7 separate regions of the Homo sapiens genome follow, and regions 1, 2, 3, 4, 6 and 7 are each linked to region 5. A link is a loop called in an ENCODE intact Hi-C map of the cell type or tissue named here. Cell type or tissue: GM12878. All regions are shown on one strand. Region 1 overlaps HEG1 (heart development protein with EGF like domains 1). Region 2 overlaps MUC13 (mucin 13, cell surface associated). Region 3 holds the start of MIR5092 (microRNA 5092). Region 4 overlaps ITGB5 (integrin subunit beta 5). Region 5 overlaps SLC12A8 (solute carrier family 12 member 8). Region 6 overlaps SLC12A8 (solute carrier family 12 member 8). Region 7 overlaps HEG1 (heart development protein with EGF like domains 1).

Region 1 (4,000 bases), 150 kb after region 5:
AGAAGCTTCCTGCAGGCCTTTCGTGCCATGGGGATGCTGGTAGTCAGGGCCTGGCCCCTGGGACTTCCAAATACACTGATGTCAGCAGCAAGGGCCACAGATGTCCTTTTCTTCCCTGTGGGCCATTTCCAGCTCTTCTCTTCCTGGCAGAGTTCAACTTCTCACTGCTGAGTAACCGCGTTTGCATTCCATTATGTGGATTGTTTGCCTGTATTAGACTGTAAGTCCCTGGAGAGCAGCTCCCTGTTTATATAGCCATTGTTAAGCTTTTGCACCCACCCGTCACCCTGCTGGCTGTTCAGCTGATGTTTATTGCTGGTGTTTCAGCCAGTGGTGACAAGATGCTGAGACCTAGAGGTTTTCTTTTTCTGCGTGTGTTTTTCTACCACTCAGGACTTCCGAGCCACAGTTCTAAGCTGAATGCAAAGTTTATATGCCTTAATTTTGTGATCCATATGCTATGCTTTAATTGTGAGATCTGCAGATGAGAGGGAGAGAAGGCTTAAATCATAATGAAAATCAATGCAGAAGGAAAGAACTTTCCCACCCAAAGGGGAAATGACGCTGAGTAGCTGAGCAGCCAGCCCGAGAAACAATAATCTTAGAAAAATGCAGCTCCCTGGAGGAAAGGAAGCGCTTTGAGCTGAGCCCCGTCTGAGCTGTTAAATAGCTGTCGCCTGAATTGCTCTAACTTTGTGGGCCAACTTCGTCATTTAGCTTGGCTGCTGGGAGAACCATTACAAGGTGCAGCGGGCAAGAGACAGCCCCTCAGGGAGGGGAGAGTGGCTTCCCTCCAGAAGGCGGCTACCTCACTCCTGGCGGAGGCTTGGGGGTGGTGGTAGTGGGGATTCCTGAGAAGCCTGTTTGCTTTGATGGAGGGTGTCCCAAATAGAAGGGGGGGAGGCGGGAGGGGGCAAGGGACTCTCCGTGGTGCATGAGTGTTTAAAAGCCACATCCTTTTTACCTTGCAAGAACCCTTTTATTGCTTTCCTCAGCCTGTGTGCACATGCTGAACTGTTATGTTTTGCCAGAGACCCGAATGGTGTGGACTGAGGGAGACTGAAAGGTATTTGCTGCCCAGCTGGGCAGTTTCTGCATCCTTGTCCTGGAGGCTGGGGAAGGAGCCTCTGCCCTCCTGGTGATCCCTCCTGCCTTCCAGCAGCCCCGCCCAGCTGGCTGAAAACAGTGTTCCTGAATTTAACTTGTCCTTGTCCAGAGACACTCAGAAAGAAAGCAAAGAACAGATGGCAGTTGTGGTTTTGTTAGCCACTTACTGCCTTCTTCAGTGGCTTCCCTCTGTCTCCAGCGTCCTTTTTGTATGAATGGGAGGTTTCAGCTGCAGTAAATATTCTCTTCCAAGAATCCTGGGGAGGCAACAAGGAAGGAAACTAGTTTTGGGGTCTGACTTTTGACTCCCTGGCCTTTGAACACGTATGTGTGGTCGGCGCCTTCACACTCCTTATCCATTTAATCCTCAAAACAAGCCCGTGAGGGATGTTATTTGCCTTTTACAGTTCTGGAAACAGTAGCCTGGAGAGGTTAGATCACACGGTAAATGGAGGCGGCAGGATTTTAATAGATTTTGACCAAATCCATGTGCTTGTCCCACAATATCAGGAGGTCTCAGTTTTCTCATCTGTAAAATGGGGTACCAGTTGTCCTAGATCTCTAAGATCCTCTCCTGCTCATCATTCGTCTTCCTCCCTCCCTCCATTCCTTGCTCTTGCTTTTTTGTAGAGATTAGGGGCCAGCATTGGCGTGGGGAAAATATGAGGAGATGGCAGTGGCAATGAGGACACCTATTGAGTAAAAATTTTTTAAAAATTTTGTTTGAAATTACCTGAGACAAGACCACAAGTCTTTAAAATGACATTTTATATAGAGATTGTAAATTATGCCCTACTCATATGCCAATCCATAGGTTATTGATGCCAGAGGTTGCTGCATTAATTATAAGCCAAGCTGAAATGAATTGGTGACTTTCTTAATGGGCCCTCTCCTGGGAACGTGGAGCAGTGGCTGACATTGTGAGGCAGTTGTTATGAATACCTGCCCAGTAGGAGGCGAGGTTAAATGGTACTCCATGCAGATGCTGTCAAATTGCTTTCATTTGAACATCTATGCTCTCTTCTACCCACTCACCATTCATCAGGCATAGACAGAAACAAAGACATTTCTATCCTGTTTTTTCACTCTTCTTTTGTTGGAGTGTGGCAGATGCCTCTATTTGTGTCACATTGGACTGATTTGTAAATCAAGATATATTTACAGAAGCCTTGCTATGTGGAAGAGCCGTGTGAGGTGATGAGGTTGCAGTGCCTGTCTGTGATGCCCCCAGGGAACATTCAGTCTTGTTGGAGCACACACATCAAGATTGTAAAAAGCGAAATAACGATGCATGAGTGATTCACAACTGAAGAAATGCCACAGGAGATCATACTGACCAAAGGAATGGTGAGGGTGGAAATGGGCTGCTGCATGCAGACGTGGAGACCACTGGGGGCTGGATAGTCCAGGGAGACTTCAGTGGGAAAGGGGGGAGTTGATTTAACTTTGAAAGTTGACTGGGATGTGGATAGACAGGGAGGTGGAGGATGGGCTGGGCATGATGGCTCACGCCTGTAATCTCAGCACTTTGGGAGGCCAAGTCGGGTGGATCACTTGAGGTCAGGAGTTCCAGACCAGCCTGGCCAACATGGTGAAACCCTGTCTCTACTCAAAATACAAAAATTAGCTGGGCATGGTGGCATGTGCCTGTAATCCCAGCTACTCAGGAGGCTGAGGCATGAGAATCGCTTGAACCTGGGAGCCGGAGGTTGCAGTTAGCCGAGAGTACACCACTACACTCTAGCTTGGGCAACAAAGTGAGACTTCATCTCAAAAAAAAAAAAAAAAAAAGAGAGTTGGTGGATGAATGGCATCCACAAAATCCCAAATATTGAAAAGCCCAAGACTTTTCAAAAGGGAGGTGATCAACAGTCAGTAAGGCTGGAGAAAAGGACTTGAAGAGGCCAGTTAGGCTCCCAAATCAACTAGTCATTGAAGACAAGACTGGAAAGGAGGATTAGACCTGATTGTGGAGGGCTTTAGAGGCCTGTTAAGGTGTTTGTTTTCATCCCATCCACACCAAGGAGCCCCTGATGGCTTCTGAACAGGGAAAGCATAATTAGCTTGTTCATTTCTGCTTGGAGCTGGGGCCTCATAGATGAACCACATACATATCTGCCCTCACTACAGCCCCGTAGTTGTTTAAGAGACACTGGAATGCTGGTGGGCATCGTATTGATGTGTTGGGAGGAAAGACTGAGGACAGAGCATGGGTTAGAGTGGAGGTAGTGGAAATTGAAAGGGAGAGATGCAAGGGCCACTTAAAAGAGTAAGGCTGGAGTAGTAGACTGCCTGGCCACGGGGATGATGGGACAGAATGGAGAGGAGCTCTTTGCTTTTAAAGGGGCTCCTTCAGTTTCAGCCGTTCAGTGTAAAGACTGCATGTCCCCTTGGAAGTATTCTGTGGATGGTTGAGAATGTGGAACTGAACTAGAGGGAGGCCGGGGCCAGATTCAGCCCTGAGGGGCAGTAGTTAAAGCCACGGAGGAAGAGGAAATCAGCTCCAGTCAGGTGGAGAACATCCAGTATGGATGGTGGGGAGGAAGGGATGCCAGCCCGGCATGAGGGCGCAATGAGAGGTGGGGGTGGCTTGCAGGTTGGCTGTGGATTGGCAGATAATCTGAATATAGCATGGTTTATGCATCATATGTGGAGGTCTGTGAAGGTCCATGTAAGTTAACATATTTCTGCTTTCTGTCTTGATTTGTCCTCTCATCTGGAAACTATCCAAGTTAAAAGGCAGAGGGAGACTGGGGAGAATGAGGTCTGGGGAAAGGCCTCTGGCCTCCATTCTGAACTGTTTAGTGGGACTCCTAAAAGTGCAGGAAGAAGCCTGCCTACCGTATGATAGGCATGGAAGGCCTGTCTGTGGCAAAGTTTGATGGTGAAATAA
Region 2 (4,000 bases), 270 kb after region 5:
ACAACCCTCAGATAAAACACATATATACACATAGACACACACAAGTGTATTTTAGTTTAAAAAAAAATCGTAGCTATTCACAGCAATGAATTGCTGTCAGCTTGGAATGTGTCTCATTTATTAAAACTAATTGAGCATTCTGAAATGTATTCTCCCTAGTGAACAGAAATTTAAAACCAAAATAAACAAGCCACCAAGTCCAAAACTCCTTGTCATAATTCCAAAGACCTGCAAAAACCTCTCAAGAAGTCCCAATTTGTTTTATGCACATCTACAGAAACATGTTGGTTCTTTGGCATCGGCCGAGAATGAATATTCCCAAAGCATGAAATTCAGGGTCTGGTGGGGTTGGGGTTGTTTGCACCCACAGTCTGCCAAGTCCTTTTCTTCTGTCCAGAGTTTTCCACAGCGAGAGCCAGCCCCTGGCCACTCTCACTGCTACTCCGATGATAGAGGGCACCGTGGAGGTCACTTCTATTTCCACCGCTTTCATTCTGATCCCCAATTTTCTCTATTTGCTTTTCTTGTGTTTGTTCCTCGGGGGTCTTGGCTTTTTCATTAAATGGATGGCCTTCCCCATAACTTTAATCAAGTGATAGTTAGGACATTGTCATCTCACAGACCTGGCTTTGCCTCTGGGCAAATTCCTTAACCCTTCTGAGTATTGGTGGGCTCTTCTGTCAAATGTGGGCACTTATGTCTACTTCACAGGTACAGTCGGGCACAGGGCCAGTGCTTGATAGATGAGAACTATCCTGAGTGGCAGGAATAGGAAGACTGGCAGTCAACATTGCCAGTTGCTGATGTATTTCTTACCTAGGAAGAGCAATTGCTGATCTCTTCAACACTTCTGAATGGCTATGTTAGCCAAGCCCTCTTCAAGGTGAAGAATCAGGCTCTGCCCTCAAGGGGCTCATAGACCCATCGGGGAATCAGGAAGCATATTCTGCAGTTCTCTGCACCCTAAGGTTTAGAAATTGCTTCCTCACTAAACCTTTTTCTTTCAATAATTTTTTTAACCTATTGTCAAGGTCAGAGTTCTTAGAGACAAGGAAAAGTTCTAGAAAACTTATCACTGGGCCAGGCAAGGTGGCTTACACCTGTTATCCTAACACTTGGGCGGCCAAGGTGGGAGGATCACTTGAGCCCAGGAGTTTCAGCGCTGCAGTGAGCTATTATGGCACCACTGCACTCCAGCATGTGTGACAGAACAAGACCATGTCTCTAAAAAAAAAAAATAAAATAAAAGAGTGGGGGAAGAAAATGGATCACTGGATCCCTAGAGTTTACTACTCCATGTGTCCAGGGGTTCCTAAAAGTTGTGAAAATGCGACTTTGATATCCATCATAGCTCAGAGGGCAAAGATCACTTATTCATCTTACTCTTAGTCAATGTATCTAGAATTGTGAATGGGAAAACACTACTAGAATAAAATTTTGGAAGAAGTATAATAAGCACTTAATGAGGTATTTTTATTTTATTATTCTTTAAATTACCCAACCCTAACCTTTCCCTCCCTCAATCTATCAAGGTAATGAAAAAATGGGACAGTTGCCTTAAAGTGCAGAAAGACAAAAGTAGTCCATTTCTGGGTAGTCACTGCGCCACCTTGTGGCATTCTCAATTGTCCTCACTGAGAATGGTCTGAAGTATATTAAACCCTGATCTACAGTTACGTGACTACAGGCATAAATAATATTACTTCTTAGTATTCAACTTAAAAAACATTAACTCTTCTGCGGGACTGGTGGGTCACATCTGCAATCCCAGCACTTTGGGAGGCTGAGGCAGGAGGATCATTTGAGGCCAGGAGTTAAGAGACCAGCCTAGCCAGCATAGTGAGACCCTCATCTCTAAAACACACAAAAAAATTAGCCAGCCATGGAGGTGTTACAACTGTAGTCCTAGCTATTTGGGAGGCTGAGGTGGGAGGATTGCTTGAGCCTAGGAGCTCAAGGCTGCAGTGAACTATGATCACACTACTGCACTCCAGCCTGGGTGGCAGAGCAAGACCTTATTCCTAAAATAAATAAATAAACATTAACTCTTTATTTGTCACATTTTTCAATAACATTTTTTCCAGTTTTGTCTGTTTAATTTTTAATGTTATTTATTGTGGGTTTTTTGTGTTTAGAAATAACCATGTATTTTAATTTTTAATGTAGTCATATATTTTCATTTTTCCAGAAAAGAATGAGTTGAGGCTGGGCATGGCACTTCATACCTATAATCTCAGCACTTTGGGAGGCCAAGGAGGGTGGACTGCTTGAGCCCAGGGGTTTATGACCAATCTAGGCAACTTGGGGAAACCCTACCTCTAAAAAAAAAAAAAAAAGAATGAGTTGGATATGATTTAGTATTAAGTAACTGCCATTAGTTATTCAATGTACTGTCTCCTCAAACTTGGTATCTTTGTTCCTCCAGCCACCAACCAAGGCAACTCAGCTGATGCTGTAACAACCACAGAAACTGCGACTAGTGGTCCTACAGTAGCTGCAGCTGATACCACTGAAACTAATTTCCCTGAAACTGCTAGCACCACAGCAAATACACCTTCTTTCCCAACAGCTACTTCACCTGCTCCCCCCATAATTAGTACACATAGTTCCTCCACAATTCCTACACCTGCTCCCCCCATAATTAGTACACATAGTTCCTCCACAATTCCTATACCTACTGCTGCAGACAGTGAGTCAACCACAAATGTAAATTCATTAGCTACCTCTGACATAATCACCGCTTCATCTCCAAATGATGGATTAATCACAATGGTTCCTTCTGAAACACAAAGTAACAATGAAATGTCCCCCACCACAGAAGACAATCAATCATCAGGGCCTCCCACTGGCACCGCTTTATTGGAGACCAGCACCCTAAACAGCACAGGTAAGGACAATTCCCTCAAAGACTCCCCAAGGATGGAGAGTACAATTGTGGAGGGAGGGAGGTGGGTATGTTCTGGTGGGGTAGGAAAATGGGTCTAAAGAGGCCCAAGGTTTCTTTGGAAATGAACTGTGGGCTTGAAATCTGTGTCACAATGTAGTGACAGCAGAGGCCCTAAAATCCTCAGTTTCCTTCTGTTCTCCTTTCCTTCCCTCCCATCCTACCTCAAGTTATTTGCTAGCTGTGCAGTATTTTTTTTAATGAACTTGGGCTTTGTGAAAGGTAGCTCTATAGCTTTCCTCTCCCTAGGGGATTTTTAGAAATAGTTTCAGCTGCTCTGAGAAGACCAGGTCCAAATAAGCACAGACTGTCCAGCACCACTGGTCTAGCTCTCTGGTCTACCTAAGGAAGAAGTCAGTTCTACCCTTGTAAGATGGTGGCTGATCACAATGTGGAACTTGAGCCAAGTCATAGAATTTGAGACTGAGGGGTAGAAAGCAAAACAACAGCAGTGTTCAAACAATCCTAGGCATAACCAGGGCCATTGTCCAAAGGACAGATGCTTTGGGAACACTAAGAGATGACAAGTGACCTCAAGCAGAAGTTAATGAAACAGGAACCATTTGCTTCACTTCCCCAAGCTCAGCCTATAACAGAAATCAACTACGTTTATCAGTAAAGGCTAAATGGCCTTGTGGGCCATGTGGGGTCTCTGTTGTAACTCCTGCACTCTACTATTTTAACATGAAAGCAGCCACAGTTAACAAACAAAAGGTTGGTCAGATATGACTCGTGAACCATAGTTTGCCAGCCCTTGATCTAGAAGAATCGTCACACTTTAGAGCCTAAAGAATCTAGATAAATCCTATCATTCTCAGATGGGAAATCTGGGACCCAGTGAGGGCCATGACTCACCCAGGGTCAAAGATCAAGTGGATGTCTCCCTACCCTTAACTTCTGGTAGCTTCCTCAATGTTCTTTGATAGATTTAAGAAATAGATGGTTAAGCAAGTAGACCCCAGAGGCTGTATCTAAGACCTCTTTCCCCAATCTTTCATGTTTGGAGGGGCCACTCTGAAGGCGGGATCCAATGGGACACAGCTGTCCTGGGATCAG
Region 3 (4,000 bases), 52 kb after region 5:
AGTCACCGAAACCCTTTGAGTTTGTCCATCTGTCTAATGGAAAGAAATACCCTCCTGGAAGAGTGTTTTTTAAAGGATTAGAAATAATATGTCCAAAGTAGTTATTTTTTCTTTGAGTTTGGGGGGAGGGGTGGTTCCTTCTCTCTCTCCCCCTGCCAACTGTTTTCTAGAAAATCAGCACTTACTGGATATTGTAGAGAATAATTTTGGGGTTTTATTATTTTGAAGACGGTTTCTTCTGTTAAACTTCTTCCTGCATCCTCTTGAACTGGCAGAAATAAAAATGCTAGACTTTTAAAGATATGACACTCTAGAATCCTGATTGCTAAAAATGAAAAGCATTCTAAAGTAAATAAAATAACAAATTCAAACAGTAAATCTGTAATGACCGAATGAGCACCATTTTAAACTCACACGTACCAGAGGTGATCGTGGTATGAGGAATGAGCATGGTACATTCTGAAGCTCCTGAAGTAATCAAGGGACTTCTGTTATGGCCTAAAGCAAACAAACAGCCACCATACAAACCTATATACATTTCTATTTCTTTTCCCTCAAATTTCTACTTGAAGCAAAAGGAAAGTCACTTCTTGCTTTCTCTGCCCCAGTAACTGTGGGTGGCAGCCAGTTTTTGGAGCAGTTCTGGAGCAATTACTCTGCAATCCCAAATTCCTAGTGTATGAACAAATCTGCTCAGACATTATCAGGGAAGAAATACTGGAACCTGGATTTTAGTCCTGGCTCTGCCACTTTCTCAATCCTTGACCTTGGGGAAATCACCTAAGCGTCAGTTTCCTCCTCTAGAAAATAGAGAATAATAATATCTGCCTCACAGATTATTTAGAGATTAAATGATGTAATAAAACGTATTTCCTCAATTCCAAGTCACCATCAATTTTAATTCACACCAAATTTTCAGGTGGAAAAAAGCCTTACATTAAGTCCTCATGTTGCTTGTAAGACATCCAAATTTCAGAAAATCAAAATGTTTTTAAAAAGTTATACTCAAAATGAGCAACTACTATAAATACGATTGCCTTGGCAAAGGAAGATTCTAAATAAACGTAAGACAGTCTTGTTATCGTGGTCATCCTCCCTGGGCGGAGGATCTGCAATCTGTGCCTGGGTTTCCCTGTCGCCACCACTCTGCTAAGCAGCCGGAAGCAGGGCTGCCCCTTCAGCATTTCTCTTGAGACCTACCGCACCCCCTCACAATCCCAGATCAGATGCCAAAGCCAGTGGGGACTGGACAACATGATGAGCCCAAACCAATCCACGCTGAGCTTGGCATCTGATTTGGGATTCTCCACCTTGCAGAGAATCGGAAAGTATCTCCACAATTTCTTTTGGACCGAGCTGTTCTTCCCTTTCCATGAGTTTCTTTTACACCTGACCTAGAGCCTCTCAACCATTTTTATGTCACTGCACAGCCAGAAAATGATAATATTTGTACAGCACTCCAGGGAAAAGGGAGGAACAGTTGGGCCAAGAGGCCAATGACTTCACCATCTGGAACCCATTCAGGGCATTCCAGCGTGGCCCACCTTCTCCAATTAGCCTCCTCAATGAAAAAGAAAGAGGGGGAGGAAGAGGAAGAGAAAAGAAGAAGAAAACCCTGGTAATGTTCACTGTTTTTTGCTTTAGAATTATAAGGGCACTTTAGTTTTTCGAAGCGTCTTTATGATAATGGTCTGGTATAGTGATCAAAATACCCTTGGGCTTGAAGTGCCATAAACAAACAAGTTGTGATACTTGCGTGTGTATCAGAATCCCTGAGGAAACTTGGTGTGTGTGTGTGAGCGCGTTTCCTAATAGCCTGAGGCCCGGGAATCTGGATTGTAAGAAGTGCTCCAGGTAGTTTTTTATCATGATTTTTAAGTCAGCTCTGGGAACTACTGTCTTCGAGGCCCTTGGAAGGTTTCTCCTGGCACTCTACCTTTCATGTTCTGCATTGCTCATTCTATTTTCCCCTGTAAAGGTAGCCTTTTTGATGCAGTAGTCCAAACCTCGTCTTGCGGTGCCCTTGTATATGTGCTCAGTCCTACCCCCTAGTGTACAAGAATCGCACTGCAAGGAGTAGATAATCAGCTGACCTGTGGGACCAGAAGCTCAGCCTCTCAGGCTTGCAATGTTCTCTGAGAACAGTGTGTCTCAGCGTTTGGTTTGGAGATTTCCTGTATCGGAATTATCTAGAAACTCATTAGAAAAACAGTCTGATCCATACTCTCAAATTTTGGACTAGTAATCTACATTTTAGGTAAGCATACTGGAAATTCTTATGTACATTCAGATTTGGAAACTACTACGTATATGGGATTTACTAATCCTATTGATCTGTAAAGGGTTAATTTGACTCACACATTGTTACCTGTCTTTGACAGGCCCCTTACTGCGAAATAACCATCCATGTACACAATGGACCCCTTGGAGTAACCAGCCTTGCTTCCAATATGACTGTTGGGGTAGTAACCAGGAGAAGGTGCTTAGGCCCTAAATTCTGTCACTGAAGCCAATGGTATGATTAAAGCTCAATGTGAAGACTTGAATACAACACATCCCACCCTCATTTTAGTTTCATCTGGCAATTGAGGTGTTTTTGCTTTGGCCATTATGGGTCTCCCAATCAGAGTGGAGCTTCTAGAATAAGTATTTTTAACATAGAGTCCTTGAGCCCCTGAAGTTGCATGCAAAATTGTATGTAAATAAGTGTATTTTTCTAGGACAGGGTTCAGAACTACTGCCAGATTCTCAAAGGCATTCTTGACCTGAAGGGGGAAAGATTAAGGATTAGAACAGAGGTACTTTTCAGGGTTAGAACAGTGAAGAATTATAAACAAAGGCTCATGTCCAGGTAAGGATTTCTGAGCCTCTGCAGACCAAGCCTGACCAATTGTCCAGCATTCCCCAAAATCCACCTGCTCTCCCTCCTCTTTTCTTTGTGCCTCATCCTTTCTTCCTTTATGCTTTTCTCTCTCTGTTTTTTCTCCCCAATCCTTTTGTCTCTCTTTTTCCCCTCTGCCCCCACTTTGCCATCTCCCCATCCCTCCTCACCTTCCATTTCTTCTCTTTCTCTCCCTTCCTGGCCTGAATAGGAAGCAAAGCATGTTCTTTGACTTGTTCTACCTGTTGAATATTTTCAATATTCCACTTATTTTATGTTGGTGGTTCTTGTTTGTAAAATTATGTGAGTTGCACATTTAATATTTCTCTGGCTAGATGAGAAACTAATGCTTTAGGCATCCTTGTTCCTTGATTGTTTGGATCCAGCCCTTGTTAGAAGGCTTTCTGTGGGCAGTGGTCCCCATCACCCCTGGCCAGCAGCAGGCATGCCTTAGGCCTCCCTCTTGTTCTGAGATTGATTCTGATGAAGAAAAACTGACTGACCAGAATCCCAGACCCCTGGCTCTGAGCCCCTACCCTGATCCCAAAACCCAGCTGTCTCTACTGGATTATTCTCATTTGCTGGCTTTGGCTTGGGGATCAGAGAAAGGAGCCATGGGCTGAAGAGGCCGTGGGACCTGGTCAAGTTTGCAGAAGGAAGTGCGAGCGAGCGCTGCCCAGCTTCGACCCCCGAGTCTGCTCCCACTCTGTGACTCTGTGAGCAGGAGGGATGGGCTGGCCCGACTCCCTGGCTGGGCGTTCCGGGTATGGATGCCTGCCACATGCAGTCACCAGCTGGGGAGGGCCCTTCCACACTTCTGAGCCTCGCCCGCCTCAGCCCTGAGCAGCTGGGAGTTCCGAGGAAGCGATGGGTGACCGCTGAGGGGTGGGCCGACACATCCTGCCTGTGCCCCCCCGCTGCTGGTTTGTGTTCCTCTCACTGCACGTGGCAGGTGTCCCCTGGCTGTGGGGAATTTGCAGATTACTCTCCATGTGACTGTAGAAGCGTCCCTGAAGGCACTTCTGGCTTCACCATTTTGGGGGTACCTCCTGGGGTAGGAGGCAGGATGGTGGGTCTGTATAAAGCACAAAGTGGGATATGTGCCCTCAAGTCACTCAC
Region 4 (4,000 bases), 440 kb after region 5:
TGCTGGGCTGTCTCTCCCTTCCAGGAATGCTGGGCCCCCAGCCTGGCCAGACAAGAAGACTGTCAGGAAGGGTCGGAGTCTGTAAAACCAGCATACAGTTTGGCTTTTTTCACATTGATCATTTTTATATGAAATAAAAAGATCCTGCATTTATGGTGTAGTTCTGAGTCCTGAGACTTTTCTGCGTGATGGCTATGCCTTGCACACAGGTGTTGGTGATGGGGCTGTTGAGATGCCTGTTGAAGGTACATCGTTTGCAAATGTCAGTTTCCTCTCCTGTCCGTGTTTGTTTAGTACTTTTATAATGAAAAGAAACAAGATTGTTTGGGATTGGAAGTAAAGATTAAAACCAAAAGAATTTGTGTTTGTCTGATACTCTCTGTGTGTTTCTTTCTTTCTGAGCGGACTTAAAATGGTGCCCCCAGTGGGGATTGAAGCGGCCGTGTACTTCCTCAGGGATGGGACACAGGCTGGTCTGATACTCCAGACTGCAGCTTGTCAAGTAAGCATGAGGTGCTCGGGGCAGTGAGGGCTGTGCAAGGGGGAACACTGAGCAGATACCTTTGGCCCCTTCCAGCTTTTACTGACAGAGAGTTCCAGGCTAGACACCATAAAAACCACCCCTTGTTCTGAGGGGCTGAGGCTGGAAATAGATTGTACAGACAAGCAAGGGTTGAGTGGTGGTTCCCACACGAAGTCATCTCTTAATCATCATTAGCAATAGCAGTTCCCTTCCAAGGCCTCCCCTCACTCCCGAAACACTTACGTCCCATGCAGGCCCAATGCAAAAAAACACATTTGAGCTTTTTTCCCGCAGGGCCATGAAGTCCCCTTAAGTTCCCATATCTAAGATGGTTGACTGACCCTCTCCCCTTATGTACAGAAGAGGAAACTGATTCTCAGAGAGGGGAAGTGGCTTGCCCGAGTGTTTGTTAGGAGGTTACTGAATGACAAACTGTTCCTAAGACCCCATCTCATGCTGGCCAGAGGGCCAGCCTCCTCATTCCTGCTTGCTCTTAGAAAATCTTTCACTGATCATTTTTTGTCACTGGAATAACTTCAAGGTTATTATGCTTTCATTCCAAATGGATCTGTCCTCAGCTCTGGACCCAATTCCCCTTACTTCATTTTGGCAAACACTAAGTCAAATAGTGAAATGCCTGTCACTACATAGAACCTATTACCTGGGGCAAATACGAACAGATTGAGTTTCCTTCATCTTGTGTAAATATGATGAAACAGAGACCTGGTAACTTGGTGACACTGTTAAACCCTTTTTGGGATAAAGCCAAATGTAAATGAAAACATTAAACAGATAAATTGTGGTGTTGAGACTTTTCTGAATTGAGAAAAATAAATGTAATTTTGGAAGAAACTTTGGGTTTCTCTCATGTTTAATTTTGGGTTTCCTGGAGACAAATCATTAACTGGCTCAGAATCTCATTTTCTCTAAGGGCACGACATTCTTTTTTTTTTTTTTTAAGAGAGGATCTCACTGGGTCACTCAGGCTGGAGTGCAGAGGTGCAATCTCAGTTCTCTGCAGCCTCAATCTCCTGGTCTCCCGTGATCCTCCCAACTCAGCCTCCTAAGTAGCTGGGACTACAGGTGTGCACCATCACACCCAGATAATACTTTATTTTTTGCAGAGACAAGGTCTCACTATGTTGCCCAGGCTGGTTGGTCTACAACTCCCAAGCTCAAGCGATCCTCCCACCTTGGCCTCCCAAAGTGTTAGGATTACATACGTCAGCCACCGCGCCTGGCCTGGGCACAACATTCTTGAGCCACAGATAGCAAAGGAGGATTTGTTCTAGTTCCACTTGACGTGGAAAGTGAGGGTGTTTTCGTCTGACGCCGAGGGATGTTACGGAACCAGTGCTCACGGTGCCTTGCTGCCCCCTGCTGGAAGCTCTTGGCATGAGCTGTTTGGAGATCTGACTCCCGAGATTCCGACCCAATGTATAATTTTAAAGGTTATCCAGCGAGCTGCAAGTGACCACAAAGATAATCTATTCCAAACGCTTCATTTCACAACCCACCCCCAGATGGGTCATTTTGTAATTTTAAGATATTTTTATCAAAATGGGCCTTTGGCCGAGCATGGTGTCTCACGCCTGTAATCTCAACACTTTGGGAGACCAAGGTGGGAGGATTGCCAAAGCCCAGGAGTTCGAGACCAGCCTGGGCAACACAATGAGACCCTGGCTCTACAAAAAAGAAAAAAAAAAAACCAGGGAATTCTCATTCAGCTTGATTGACTAGTACTTTATTAAACTAACCAATCGCTACCTCTTCCAGGGAAGAAATGTGATTTTTAAATTTGTTTAATTAGGATCAAAGCTTGAGGTGATTATCATGAAACTCTTGGGATGAATTTCAGGTAAGAGCAAACAGATGGGGAAAAACGGGCAGGGAGGACAGAAGGTCCTTCTCTGCTGGAGTATGCCCTTTAGCTCCTCCCTCTCCCTGGAGGACATCCAATACCATGGTTCCTACTTGCTTCTGAGGACATCCTTGTATACTCAGCTGTTATGGAATGGATTGTGTCCCTGCAAAAATGCATTTGTTGTAAGCCCTAAAGCCCCAAAGTGATAGCATTTGGAGATGATGGAGCCTTTAAAGAATGAATTGCGATTAAATGAGGTCATAGGGTGGCACCCTAACTCAATGCAGCTGGTGTCTTTATAAGACCAGGTAGAGACCCCAGGGCTGCAGAGAGGAAAAGCTGTGTGAAGACACAGTGAGAAGGTGGCTGCCTGCAAGCCAACAGGAGAGGCCTTAGGGGAAACCATTTTTGCTGACACTTGATCAACTTCCACAGCCTCCAAAACTATGAGAAAGTTAGTTGTTGAAACCACCCAGTCTGTGATATTTTGTTACGGCAGCCTGAGCAGACTAATACAGCTAGTAACAAGCTTTGAGACTGGCAGAGAGGAGGCGGGGAGAAGTAAAAGACGCAAAGGCAGTGACAGTGACAGTGCTGGGATGAGGCTCCGGAAGAGGTGTTGCGCCTGTGGGGTGTGAGGTGCCTGAGGAAGCTGGGGGTTTGTCCAGTGGGCACTGGAAATGCAGACAGGGCATGGCATGTGAACATGCCTGGAGCTGGGTCACTGCCTGCATGGAGGCTGTGAGCACTCAGACAGCTGTGGCCTGGCTGCGACTCAGCGTTGGGGCTCCGAGGTCCTGGCTGCGACTCAGCGTTGGGGCTCCTCTGGAGGTCCCCCAGCTGAGAAGGCCTAGTTAGGTCTCTCCCACCCGGCATCCTGTTCTCCCCCAGCTCTGGGGCTCCAGACTTCATAGTCAGGACCCAGCTCCTACTCAGGCCTTCAGACCCTCCAGGGGTGCAAACATAAGAGCTGGAGGGAGAAGAATAGGAGAGACAGCTGTGAGGGGGCTGCGCCTGAGGAACAGTTCTTCTCAGCCCCCAGAGGCCCTGCCTGCTCAGTTGCTGCTTTGGGAGGGACCCATGGGAAGGAGGGAAAGACAGTCGCTGCCTGGCCAGCCCCCCATCTGCGAGAGCCACCTCCAAGACGGGTTGGGTGATGTGTCAGTGAGAAGGCCTTCATATCCAATTTCTTTCTCTTGGATGTGAATGTCAGGAAGTCCATCTCTCCCCATGACTGATGCTTCCTTCTGTCATACAATGGGGCCTGTATAATAGGTTTGGTATCTTGATGGTTAGGAAGCTGGGAACTGAATGCATTTAGTGGACCAGAGACTGTTCATAACATGGGGACAAGAGAAAAAGAGGCTCGGGTTCTTAGTGCCACCCCTTTTCCTCTCAACCCAACCCCACTGCCCCCTCCATTAACAACCCCCATCCTCTTCCTACCTTCCCCCTCCACACGTCCTGATCCTTCTGATAGATACCCAGCTGCATAACGTCTTCACTTTAAGATGCCTCGAATTCTTGGTGGAAAAAGGCAAGCTCTAAACAGCAAGGGGCAACCCATCAGGGGCAGCCACCTCACTGACCTGCTACAGTAGGAGTTCCTGACC
Region 5 (4,000 bases):
CCCACATATGGATAAGAACATGTGATATCTGTCTTTCTGTTCCTGGTTAATTTCACTTAACCTAATGACCTCCAGTTCCATCCACGTTGCTGCACATGACAGGATTTCATTCATTTTTATGGCTAAATAGTTTTCCATTGTATACATTTACCACATTTTCTTTATTCATTCATCTGTTGATGGACACTTAGGTTGACTCCTTTTGCTATTGCGAATAGGGCTGCAATAAACATGGGTGTGCAGGCATCCCTTTGATATACTCATTTCCTTTCCTTTGGATAAGTACCCACAGTGGGATTGCTGGATCATATGGTAGTTCTATTTTTAATTTTTAATGAGCTTCCATATTGTTTTCTATAATGCCTGTAATAATTCACATTTTCACCAACAGTGCACAAGGGTTCCCTTTTCTCCAAAGCCCCACAAACACTTGTTATTTTACATTTTTTGGATAATAGTCATTCTAACAGGTGTGAGGTGGTATCTCATTGTGGTTTTGATTTGCATTTCCCTGATAATTAGTGCTGTTGAGCATTTTTTCATGTGCCTGTTGGCCATCTGTGTGTCTTCTTTTGAGGAATGTCTATTTAGATGTTTTGCCCACTTTTTAATGGGATTAGTCATTTTATGCTGTTGAGTTGTTTGAGTTCCTTGTATGTTCTGGATATTAGTCCCTTGTTGCATGAATATCTTGCAAATATTTTATCCCATTCTACAGGTTGTCTTTTCACTCTACTGTTTCCTTTGCAGTGCAGAAACTTTTTAGATCAATATGACCCCATTTGTCTATTTTTGTTTCTGTTGCCTGTGCTTTTGAAATCTTAGCCATAAAACCTTTTCCCAAACCAATGTCCCAAAGCATGCCCCCTATGTTTTCTTCTAGCAGGTTTATAGTTTGGGTGTTACATTTATGTCTTTAATCCATTTTGTGTTGCTTTTTGTATAGGTTGAGAGATGGGGGTCTAGTTTCATTCTTCTGCATGTGGATATACAGTTTTCCTAGTACCATTTATTGAAGAGGGTGTCCTTTCCCCAATATATGTCCTTGGCACCTTTGTTGAAAATCAGTTGGCTGTAAATATGTGGATTTATTTCCAGATTCTCTATTCTGTTCCTTTGGTTTATGTGTCTGTTTCTATACCAATATCATGCTGTTTTGGCTACCATGGCTTTGTAGTATATTTTGAAGTTGGGTAGTGTGATGCTTTCAGCTTTGTTCTTTTTGCTCAGGATTGCTTTGGCTATTCTGGCTTATTTTTTGTTGTTGTTTCATACAAATTTTAGGGTTTTTTTTTTCTATTTATGTGAACAATGTCATTGGTATTTCAATAGGGATTGTATTGACTCTGTAGATTGCTTTGCATAGTATGGCCATTTTAACAATAGTAATTCTTCTCACTAATAATTCTTTTTTTTTTTTTTTTTTTTTGAGATGAAGTCTCGCTCTTGTCCCCCAGGCTAGAGTGCAATGATGCGATCTCAGCTCACTGCAACCTTCACCTCCTGGGTTCAAGCGATTCTCCTGCCTCAGCCTCCCAAGTAGCTGGGATTATAGGTGCCTGCCACCACGCTTGGCTAATTTTTGTGTTTTTAGTAGAGACGGGGTTTCACCATGTTGGGCAGGCTGGTCTCAAACTCCTGACCTCAGGTGATCCGCCCGCCTTGGCCTCCCAAAGTACTGGGATTACAGGCCTGAGCCACCGTGCCCGGCTTCTCATTAATAATTCTAAGCATGGGATGTCTTTCCATTTGTTTGTGTCCTCTTTAATTTATTTCATCAGTGTTTCGTAGTTCTCATTGTAGAGGTTTTTCATGTCCTTGGTCAGCAAGATTTTTAAGTTGTCATAACATCATTAGATACAGATTTAAAAAAAAAAAAAAAAAAAACATGGTTAATACATTCCGCCTAGCTATGAATAGAGGGACTAGGTAACTTCAAACCTTCTTACTGCCTTAAGGTAAATTTCATCCATGGTCAGATATAGACAAAATACTGCATTTGCCATCATTTAATCGTCTGGGGTTTGCAAGGAAAGCCTAGATGCTATGGTAATGCCTCTGAAGTACTATTCTTGTAATTTGAATAAGGTGCCATTAGGTGGTGCTTTTACTCTGGCCGCCTGGCCTGATTGAACACCCTGGCTTCCTGTAGGGGAGAGTAACTGAGTTTTAGCTTACCTTTTCATTCATTTTATACTTTCTCTGGCCAAAACACATCTCTTCAGAATAACAGTTAAAACATTAGATAGTTCTATATTCCTAGAACATTATCAATTAATTGTAGTAGGATTAAGAGAAATACACATACGGCTGGGCGAGGTGGCTCATGCCAGTAATCCCAGCACTTTGGGAGGCCGAGGTGAGCAGATCACCTCAAGTCAGGAGTTCGAGACTAGCCTGGCCACCATGGTGAAACACCGTCTCTACAAAAATACAAAAAAGTTTAGCTGGGTGTGGAGGCAGGTGCCTGTAATCCCAGCTACTCAGGAGGCTGAGGTGGGAGAATCACTTGAACCCAGGAGGCGGAGGTTGCAGTGAGCTGAGATCAAACCCCTGCACTCCAGCCTGGGTGACAGAGTGAGACTCCATCTCAAAAAAAATTAAATTAAAAAGAAATACACATACTTCAGTATAATTCAATTCAGTATCTCTTTTTGCTCTTCAATAATTATCAAGTATAATTTAATCTAATTCCTAAATTTTTTCTTTCTGAATTTTAACACCTTAATCAAAGGGTGGGTGCGCTTGACGTGAAAAGTCTTTAGAGGTAGTACCTATTTAAGCTTTGATGCTTCTTTTTTTTTTTTTTTTTTTTCAATCATGGCTTACTGCAGCCTCAACCTCCTGGGCCTGAGTAGCTGGGACCACAGGTGCATGCCACCATGCCTGGTTATTTTAAAAATATTTTGTAGAGGCAGGGTTTTGCCATTTTGCCCAGGCTGGTCTTGAACTCTTGGGCTCAAGCAATCCTCCCATGGGCCTCCCAAAGTACTGGGATTACAGGTATCAGCCACCTCACCCGGCTTTGATGCATTTCTAATACAATAATGCTTTAACATTTACCACTGCTTGGGAGAAAGGTCCTATTTACATTCCTTTTGTTTTTTGTTTTTAGAGACAGGGTCTCACTCTGTTGCCCAGGTTGGAGTGCAGTGATGTGATCATAGCTCACTGCAGCCTTAAACTCCTGGGACTCAAGGGATCCTCCCACCTCAGCCTCCCAAGTAGCTAGGACCACAGCACATGCCACCATGTCTGGCAAATTTTTAAATTTTTTGTAGAGATGGGGTCTCACTATGTTTCCCAGGCTGGTGATGAACTCCTTGCCTGGCCTCAAGTGATCTTCCCGCCTCAGCCTCTGAAAGCACTGGGATTACAAATGTGAGCCACCGTGTCCAGCCTGTTTGTTTTTGATTTGTTGTGTGAATGTCTTCTTCCCCACACGAACAGTCAGAAAGAAAGAAAAAAGGGTAGTGTGGTAAAAACCACTCACCTGTGTAAAAATTCTAGCATGTTCTTTTCCCAGTTTGCAGATATCCGGTAAATCACATCCATGGTCACTGTCCCTGGTTACAGGCTTTAGGAGCTTACTGATTAACTTGAGGCAATGGTGGCTGAGCAACCCTCACTAAGCCAAAAATAGTTGCGTTCCTGCTCTACCATGAGTCTCCGTGTTCATAGAATTCAACTTAAAACCGAAAGCCATGACTCCTTTTGAGTCACTTTCCTTTTTAATTTTAGGTAGTTATTAGTAAAGAATAACACAAAGCAAAAACAAATTTAAAAACTTAGAGATACACAAAGAATTTTGAGGTAGACATTGATTTTACAAAAGGATTCACCATCTTTAAGTATTCCATGTATTCAATACATTTTAAAATGTGATTGAAATCACAGGAATCTTTTGGTGAATTCATCCACTGAATAAAATGACATATAGCCATAAATGGTATCCCTAATGCCAGGTCAGCCAAAAAACCCATTCTGTTTTTAAAATATT
Region 6 (4,000 bases), 94 kb after region 5:
AAATGTGGTGGTGGATTCAGCTGAAACCATGGAATGAATGGGGGCGAGGCTGGGGATGTGGAAACTGTATCCCAGGGATCAGATCTAGACGACTCAGTGGATGATTGCATGGGGTGCAGGTGGGTGGGTGCTGGGGGGGTAGAAAGGCACAGGAGCAGGTTCTGGCACTGGCGAATGAAACCGCTTCTCACACAGGTATCCCTCATGGGCTTCCTGTTCCTTTTGGGCTTATACATCTCGTCCCTGGCTTCCTGCATGGGAGGACTTTATGGAGCTCCCCGCATCCTGCAGTGCATTGCCCAGGAGAAAGTGATCCCTGCACTTGCCTGTCTGGGACAAGGGGTGAGTAATCCTCTTTTTTTGGTTTGTTTTTTGAAACATGTTTTGCTGCTAACCTCACTGTTGGCCCATCAATTGGTTAAGCTTTTCTGATCAGAGCCTCTGGTCAATTTCTTTGGGGTGACACAGAAAATAATGCAGAGGTCATTTCTTTCAGCCCTGTCCTCTGGCTGGCTTAGGTTAGGGCTAAGTAGATGAAGCATCTTAAATGTCCCAGCCACCCAGCCCCTTAGCACTTTTAGGACTGGGTTAGCTAACCAGTCCTAGTACCATCTTGGACCCTGAGCAGCATGAAAATGCAGTGCCCCATCCTTTAATGAAAATGAATTCAGGATCCTCCAGGTTTAGCATAGAAGAAAGCGTGTTTTGGTCAGGAGGCGAGCTGGTCCTTGCAGCTCTAACTCTGCCCTTGAGTTTCAACCGCCCCTTGGGGGTTGCTGTTTGATGATTTCCTACACCTCTGGCGTCTACACTTCCTGTTAACCATCATGAACCAAACCTTAACTGATACATAAAGGGCAGCTCAGTTGAGACATGGCTGGAATGATTAAAATAGACATTCCTAAAGTCCAGGGGAGGACCAAAGAGACATAAACAGAGAATCCCATTTCCCACTAATATGGTTTGCAAGCTAGAGTTCATTTTTGTCTTGTTGGGGTACCCCAGAGGGCCTCCCCAGCCGCTTCCAATTTTCAGCCTCTCTCTGGTTTAGGGAACACATCGTTGCAACTTATCCTTGATTTCTTCCTTTATCTTCCTCCAAAAATGCAGTTTGGTTTTGGACATAGTCCGTTTGAGATCCTATTAGACGTTCACTGGAAATGTTGAGTAGGCAGTTGGATATGTAAACCTGGGTTTCAGGGGAATGTTTTAGGCTGGAGATTCAAATTTGGAAGTTGTCAGTATAATGCCGGTATTCAAAGCCGTGAGCCTAGTTGAGCTCACCAAGGGAGGGAGTACAGATAGAGATCTGAGGATGGAGCCTGGGGCTGCTTTAAATGTGGAGTTCAGAGACGTGAAAAGCCAGCCACAGAAACCAAGAAGGAGCAGCCAGTGAAGAGGGAGGCCAATCAGGAGAAGTAAGGTGAAGAAAGTGTTTCGAAGAGGACTGAGTAGCCAGCTGGGTTAAAGAAGACAGGGACTGAGAAGTGACTGTTGCTTTTGGCCCAAGAACTATGTCAGTGACTGTGATGAAGAGCTCCCAGGAGAGGCAGCTAGCACCTTTTTTCCACTCCTGTCCACCTGAAGGTCACCATACCCACCTCCATTAATAACAGGTGTGTGTAATGTGTGTGTGTGAGTATTTGCGGATACTCAGTGTCAGAATTAGTGTCAGAATTCCCCTCCTCCAGCCACCAGTGATTCTGCTGTGTCTTCCGCAATCTGCCTCTCCCTGGGAAGAATCAACTTTGCATTTCTTTGATTTTCTATGCTGGTATTAAAACCCAATGAAAGACAAAAGGAGGAAATATTTGGGAAGTCAAAGTTCTATAATAATGCCCCATGTTCATAGTTATTCCTATGGCTGGGCACAGTGGCTCATGCCTGTAATCCTAACACTCTGGTAGGCCAAGGTGGGCAGATTGCTTGAGGCCAGGAGTTTGTGACTGGCCTGGGCAACATAGCAAAACCACGTCTCTACAAGAAATACAAAAATTAGCCATGCATGGTGGTGTGCACCTGTAGTCCCAGCTATTCAGGATGCTGAGGTGGGAGGATGGCTTAAGCCCAAGAGGCGGAGGTTGCAATGAGCTGAGATCACATCACTGCAGTCCAGCCTGGGCAACAGAGCCAGACCCGGTCTCAAAAAAAGAAAAAAAAAAAAAAGTTGCTAATGCAACTAATATCTGTGGAGCTTACTGCATGTCAGTCTGTGTGAAGCATTTCGCATGCATGAACTAATCCCATGAGTAGGATATTATTATCTCAAGTTTATAGATGAATAATCACATGGGGAGAAGTGGCTGAGTCATTATGAGTTGTGTTTCTAGCCTGTAACTTCTGAAATCTCTGAAGCGTTCTATCTGAAATTTTATGGTCCTGCATGTTATTTTTGTTCCTGCAGAAGGGGCCAAACAAAACACCCGTGGCTGCCATCTGCCTGACCAGCTTGGTGACCATGGCCTTTGTTTTTGTGGGTCAAGTGAACGTTCTGGCCCCCATCGTCACCATCAACTTCATGCTGACATACGTTGCAGTGGACTACTCTTACTTCTCCCTGTCCATGTGTTCCTGCAGCCTGACCCCGGTGCCTGAGCCGGTGCTCAGGGAGGGCGCAGAAGGCCTCCACTGCTCTGAGCACCTGCTCTTAGAGAAAGCTCCCAGTTACGGCTCTGAGGGACCTGCCCAAAGAGTCTTGGAGGGCACGCTACTGGAATTCACCAAGGACATGGATCAGCTCCTCCAGCTAACCAGGAAGCTTGAGAGTAGCCAGCCCAGGCAAGGAGAGGGTAACAGGACCCCAGAAAGTCAGAAGAGGAAAAGCAAGAAGGCCACCAAGCAGACCCTACAAGATAGCTTCCTCTTGGACCTCAAATCCCCTCCTTCTTTCCCTGTCGAGATCTCTGACAGGTTGCCCGCTGCCTCCTGGGAGGGGCAGGAGTCCTGCTGGAACAAGCAGACTTCCAAGAGCGAAGGGACTCAGCCTGAGGGAACATATGGAGAGCAACTTGTTCCTGAGCTGTGCAACCAATCAGAGTCCAGTGGAGAAGGTGAGTGCTCTGGTATCACACTGGGGCCTCTTATTTGGGGATGACCACTGATTATCCTACCTACCCAGTTATTGTGAACCAGTTATAACTGGGTTTAAAATCCTTGTTAATTTTGTGCAATATTTGTTTTAAAACATTATATTCAGGTATCAGCTGAATTATTTGTAATTATACTCTGTTATAGATAGTTAATTTTAAACAGAAATTTCTATCTACTCCTGTATGTTAGACCTGAGAGCCACAGCTAGTAATTGGGTATCAATCTCTTTTCACTCAAAAATGAACAGAAGTATAAAGCCTCAATGTGAGTAAAATCAATCTCTCCTTACAAGAGAAGTGGAAATGTGTTGTGATAAACTACCTGTTAAGGATGCAATATGTTTTCTTTGTGGAAGATGAACCTCCCAAACCAGGCAAGAGGGGATGGACAGAAGGTGGCTCAAGCTTTGTTTTCTCAAATCTATAAACACAGAGATACACAGAGACACTCACAGAGAGGCTTATAGAGCATGAGAAATTCTGAAAATGAGAACTCGTATTTTCAAGGACCTACCATATTCTAGGTGCTTTACATCTATTACTTCGTGTAATATAACATATATTAGCATTTTCCCTTTTACAAGTAAGACCTTGTGTCCACATGAGGTCACAGAGAAGACTCTGACCTGATTCTTTGCACAGCTGGACATCACCCTGCATTGTATTGTCTGTATTTGAGGCCCATGTACTTTCCTCTACATTATGCTCTCCCTGGAGCTATATACAGACAGGTGTGGGCAAAGAGGAGGAGATGAGGGACATAGAAGGAGGTGTCTGAAAAATAGTGTTTTGGCCGGGCGCGGTGGCTCACGTCTATAATCCCAGCCTGACCAACATGGTGAAACCTTGTCTCTACTAAAAATACAAATAATTAGCCAGGCATGGTGGCTGCTGCCTGTAATCCCAGCTAC
Region 7 (4,000 bases), 210 kb after region 5:
CTTTGAAGTGGAGGAGATTTTAAGGTTTGAAGTGGAGAAGGTTTTGTTTTGTTTCACTGTCTTGTTTTTCCATTCCAGCGGGCAGCTTGTGCAAGCGGAAGAGTCCCGAATGTGACAAAGACACCTCCATCTGCACTGACCTGGACGGCGTTGCCCTGTGCCAGTGCAAGTCGGGATACTTTCAGTTCAACAAGATGGACCACTCCTGCCGAGGTAGCCACAGCTTCGCCTGGGGTTCTGTGCCCAGTCCTGGGACTCTGCCTGGTGCTCTGTTTCTCTTTCTTGCTCTCTCTCTGTCTTTGCTTAGGCGTGACCATTCTAAACTGAGGGTAACTGGTTCTTGTTATTTTGCTCGTGGCAGGATTGAATACATTATCTCCTTGGAATAATAGCATTATCTTTGACTGGTGCATGCTGGTCTGGCCAATTAAATTCAAAGGAAGACAGAATGGAATGCCTGTGGTAGCAGTGCCTTTTCTTTTTTTTTCCATTTAAAGGAAGTTAGAAAAATTATTGTTTTAATTCCCAAAGCTTTATCTGTTGTCTGCTAATCTTTTAAAGTGGAAGTACAAGCGTGGGGTCAGGCTTATATCTTTCAGAGGCAGCTGAGGCCAGAGTCAGAGCCCGACTCTGCCTCACTGATCATGTATCACCTTGGGCAAGTCACTTTGTTTCTCTGAGCCTCGGTTTCCTCTCCTGAGAAATGGGTATGGTGATCCTCTATTGGATATTTATTCTAAGAGTTAAGGAAGGCAGTGGATATAGAGGCCCTTTGTAAGCTGTCAGCATCTGCTCTTGTATTTGGTCCAGGTTGTTGTTGAATTAATGAGTTCTGGTTTTAAAGGTCTCATGAAGTGCTTGAGAGCAGAAATCTAATTCTACTAACCTTTAAGGTGAGGCTTAAATTCATTTAGTTTCAGGGAAAAACTGCTCAAAGAATGTAGTCCAAGAATACTGCTTTAAAATAAAATTAATTCAGGTCCAAGAGCACCACGCACCCTGACTTATAAAAGGCTGCTGCAACTTGCAATCACCAGAAAAACTAACGATATAAAGGCCATCATGGATGGCCAGTTTTCCTACTCAGTCAACACCTTGCTGGTGACAGATGTCAATGGATGTTACTGGAATCTGAATAAAAATCACATACTGGGGCGAGGCGACATGCCACTTTTCTCCATCAGGACTTCCCATGAGAGGACTTGTTCATCACAGATAAAAATATATTTCAGGGCAGCACTCTTATCCTGAGCTTCAGACCCTCTGACTTTGTTAGGTTTGGATACAAAGTTCTTCTCAAGTGCGCATCATCAGCTCTCCAGGTGGGACCTGTGATGGGTTTTGAAGGGGAGGGCCAACTCTCTGTGTTGGGCCTAGGTCCTGATGTGTGACTAGGACACAGCATGTCTCAGTGCCGTGCCAGACTGCCACATTGCTACAAAGAGATGATGCTTCCTCATGCCATCTTATCTGCTTTAATGCAAAGTGTTCCTTGCACCTCTTAGAAATGGGGAGTTGAGCCGGGCGTGGTGACTCACGCCTATAATTTCAGCACTTTGGGAGGCCGAGGCGGGCAGATCACCTGAGATCGGGAGTTGGAGACCAGCCTGACCAACACAGAGAAACCCCGTCTCTACTAAAAATACAAAATTAGCTGGGTGTGATGACGCATGCCTGTAATCCCAGCTACTCGGGAAGCTGAGGCAGGAGAATCGCTTGAACCCGGGGAGTGGAGGTTGCAGTGAGCCGAAATCACACCATTGCACCACTGCAGCCTGGGCAACATCTGTCTCAAAAAAAAAAAAGAAAACAAATGAGGAGTTGAGCCCATCTTCACATGGGAAGGGGACTGGGCTAACATCCATGTGTGTTGGGGCGCTGTGCTGCTGACAGGGGATGACACAAGGTGGGCAGAGGTATGGGCATGGTGCTGTGGTGTTCCCTGTGAACAGTGTCTCAACAATGGCCCTATCACCTTTGCTTCTGGCTGGCCTGCGCCACTTCCTCTGTTTCCAAGTCAGCAATTTTGTAATTGTTTCAGTTACAGGCTAGCATTAACAATAGCTGTGAAAGATTTACCGAGTGTGCTGACACAGGCACCAGCAACCTTATGTTGACCAAGTGAGGACCCAAGAAGCAGCATAAGGAAACCTTGATTCACTTTTGGGCTTGTTGCTGAGACCCCGTGAAGCCCTTTCTCAGCAGTATTTGCACCATCAGGCCTCTGAGGAGTGGATTCCGGGCTTCTTGGGCCACAGCCCTTTAGGCTGGGTTCTGATGGGTTAGCAGTGACATCTTCTGGCCATCAGTGCTGGAGCACTGACACCTCAAATCAAGGCTCAATATAAATAGAGGATAGAGGAGTGTGTGTTTTCTAAATCACTGCAGTTCAAGCTATACATTAGCAAGTCTCTATGTTCTCTGCAGCGTGTGCGTGCACACACACACATGCACACACAACGTGCTTGGTGTCTCACAGAAAATGTCTTTGCCAGACTTTCAAAGCTACACATAAAATCAAAGTAGATATCCCTCTCATAGGTTTCTTAGCTTCCTTCCATCATGCAGGCATCATGATTAATTCTTTTTTTTTTTTCTTTTTAGAGACAAAGCCTTGCTCTGTCACTCAGGCTGGAGTGCAGTGGCGCAATCAAGTCTCACTGCAGCCTTGACCTCCTGGGCTCAAGTGATCCTCCCACCTCAGCCTCCCAAGTAGCTGGGACTACAGGTCCTTGCCACTATGTCCAGCTAATTTTTGTATTCTTTGTAGAGATGGGCTTTTGCCATGTTGCCGAGTCTGGTCTCAAACACCTAGGCTCAAGCAATCCACCCACTTCGGCCTCCCAAAGTGCTAGGATTACAGGCATGAGCCACCACACCTGGCAATGAATTCTCACAACCTGTTTGCATGTCTCTTTCTTTAATCCGACTGCCATTCCCTTGAGTGCTAGAACCATGTCCTGAGCAGTGCAGGGTTCAGCAAATGTCTGTTGAATGAACGAGTGGATGATAAGGCAGCAAATAAGATGGGAAAAGATTGACATGGCTAGATATAATTTCCTGCAAGGGAACAAAAGAGTTTTTAAGATGCCACTGTCAGCTGGGCACAGTGGCTCACGCCTATAATCCCAGCACTTTGGGAGGCTGAGGCGGGAGGATCATGAGGTCAGGAGTTCGAGGCCAGCCTGGCCAATATGGTGAAACCCTGTCTGTACTAAAAATACAAAAATTAGCTGGGCGTGGTGGTGCATGCCTGTAGTCCCAGCTACTCAGGAGGCTGAGGCAGAAGAATCGCTTGAACCCAGGAGGCGGAGGTTGCAGTGAGCTGAGATCCCGCCACTGCACTCCAGCCTGGGTGACAGAGCAAGACTCCGTCTCCAAAAAAAAAAAAAAAGATGCCACCATCTACTTATTTCTATTTTTAAGTCCAGAAGACTTGAATTCACTTGTGTCTTATGGCAATAGGGGAAGCCCAGTTTGGGAATATATACTAGCTGTTGCCAAATTCATTTCATCTTCAGTGCTCTGTGGTCAGAATACCTCTGGGGCAGGGGTCCCCAACCCTACCAGTTTGTGGTCTGTTAGGAACCGGGCTGCACAGCAGGAGGTGCAGTTAGGAACTGGGCTGCACAGCTGAGTTCCGCCTCCTGTCACATCAGCGGCAGCATTAGATTCTCATAGGAGTGTGGACCCTGTTGTGAACTGCACATGTGAGGGATCTAGGTTACGTGGTCCTTAGGAGAATCTAATGCCTGATGATCTGAGGTGGAACAGCTTCATTCCGAGACCATCTTCCCAAGACCACCCCCTTGCTGGTCCATGGAAAAAATGTCTTCCATGAAACCAGTCACTGGTGCCAAAAACGTGGGGACTGCTGCTCTAGGGTGAGTGAGATGAGAAGCTGGGTCCTAAGGAGCACAGGAGCACCTCACTGACAAGGTTTCCCCAGAACAGCGCCACGGCACAGTAGCACTCAACCACTGATGCGTAACGGAATGAG

Evidence for each region. Hi-C counts contacts between places; a loop is a spot of excess contacts. Peaks named below come from ENCODE experiments on the same cell type or tissue, not always from the same donor. Only the 100,000 strongest peaks of a DNase experiment are listed, where the experiment ranks them.
Region 1: a loop joins it to region 5, with 2.5 times the contacts of the local background. A loop is called at or near these places in 6 of 110 quality-filtered maps.
Region 2: a loop joins it to region 5, with 7 times the contacts of the local background. A loop is called at or near these places in 14 of 110 quality-filtered maps.
Region 3: it touches region 5 in a loop (7-fold over the local background); 2 of 110 quality-filtered maps call a loop at or near these places.
Region 4: it touches region 5 in a loop (7-fold over the local background); 2 of 110 quality-filtered maps call a loop at or near these places.
Region 6: it touches region 5 in a loop (5-fold over the local background); 2 of 110 quality-filtered maps call a loop at or near these places.
Region 7: it touches region 5 in a loop (7-fold over the local background); 12 of 110 quality-filtered maps call a loop at or near these places.

Annotation. Positions count from the first base shown.
Region 1 is chr3:125,049,041-125,053,040 of GRCh38, reverse strand. All of the region lies in intron 1 of HEG1 (heart development protein with EGF like domains 1), which reads left to right. Among named protein-coding and RNA genes, the nearest start is that of HEG1, 5.0 kb to the left of the region's middle. RefSeq lists a silencer at 884-933 and an enhancer at 1,074-1,203. In GM12878, a CTCF peak has its summit at 2,033 (motif pointing right); a DNase peak (open chromatin) is centred at 820; H3K4me3 peaks cover 2,102 bases; H3K27ac peaks cover 1,889 bases.
Region 2 is chr3:124,926,419-124,930,418 of GRCh38, reverse strand. MUC13 (mucin 13, cell surface associated) reads left to right here. Exons shown (of 12, transcript NM_033049.4): 2 at 2,426-2,887. Among named protein-coding and RNA genes, the nearest start is that of MUC13, 6.3 kb to the left of the region's middle. In GM12878, a CTCF peak has its summit at 1,614 (motif pointing left); DNase peaks (open chromatin) are centred at 1,605 and 2,492.
Region 3 is chr3:125,148,767-125,152,766 of GRCh38, reverse strand. All of the region lies in intron 5 of SLC12A8 (solute carrier family 12 member 8), which reads left to right. MIR5092 (microRNA 5092) reads left to right here and starts at 1,215; the gene lies at 1,215-1,302. RefSeq lists enhancers at 3,447-3,516, 3,537-3,726, 3,837-3,926. In GM12878, a CTCF peak has its summit at 2,057 (motif pointing left); a DNase peak (open chromatin) is centred at 2,063; H3K27ac peaks cover 860 bases.
Region 4 is chr3:124,759,323-124,763,322 of GRCh38, reverse strand. It overlaps ITGB5 (integrin subunit beta 5), which reads left to right. Exons shown (of 15, transcript NM_002213.5): 15 at 1-1,375. Among named protein-coding and RNA genes, the nearest start is that of MIR544B, 29 kb to the right of the region's middle. RefSeq lists enhancers at 1,747-2,041, 2,578-3,167, 3,168-3,757. In GM12878, a CTCF peak has its summit at 1,888 (motif pointing left); a DNase peak (open chromatin) is centred at 1,852.
Region 5 is chr3:125,200,518-125,204,517 of GRCh38, reverse strand. All of the region lies in intron 2 of SLC12A8 (solute carrier family 12 member 8), which reads left to right. Among named protein-coding and RNA genes, the nearest start is that of SLC12A8, 10 kb to the left of the region's middle. RefSeq lists an enhancer at 3,344-3,423. In GM12878, a CTCF peak has its summit at 2,112; a DNase peak (open chromatin) is centred at 3,567; H3K4me3 peaks cover 894 bases; H3K27ac peaks cover 1,338 bases.
Region 6 is chr3:125,106,531-125,110,530 of GRCh38, reverse strand. It overlaps SLC12A8 (solute carrier family 12 member 8), which reads left to right. Exons shown (of 14, transcript NM_024628.6): 9 at 196-342; 10 at 2,405-3,050. Among named protein-coding and RNA genes, the nearest start is that of MIR5092, 43 kb to the left of the region's middle. RefSeq lists enhancers at 1,364-1,533, 1,554-1,633, 2,214-2,283, 2,294-2,343, 2,118-2,618 and 1 more. In GM12878, no CTCF peak of the experiment used is centred here; DNase peaks (open chromatin) are centred at 1,623, 2,012 and 2,260; H3K4me3 peaks cover 4,000 bases; H3K27ac peaks cover 4,000 bases.
Region 7 is chr3:124,993,902-124,997,901 of GRCh38, reverse strand. It overlaps HEG1 (heart development protein with EGF like domains 1), which reads left to right. Exons shown (of 17, transcript NM_020733.2): 12 at 79-213. Among named protein-coding and RNA genes, the nearest start is that of HEG1, 60 kb to the left of the region's middle. RefSeq lists a silencer at 2,203-2,497. In GM12878, a CTCF peak has its summit at 2,299 (motif pointing left); a DNase peak (open chromatin) is centred at 2,261; H3K27ac peaks cover 399 bases.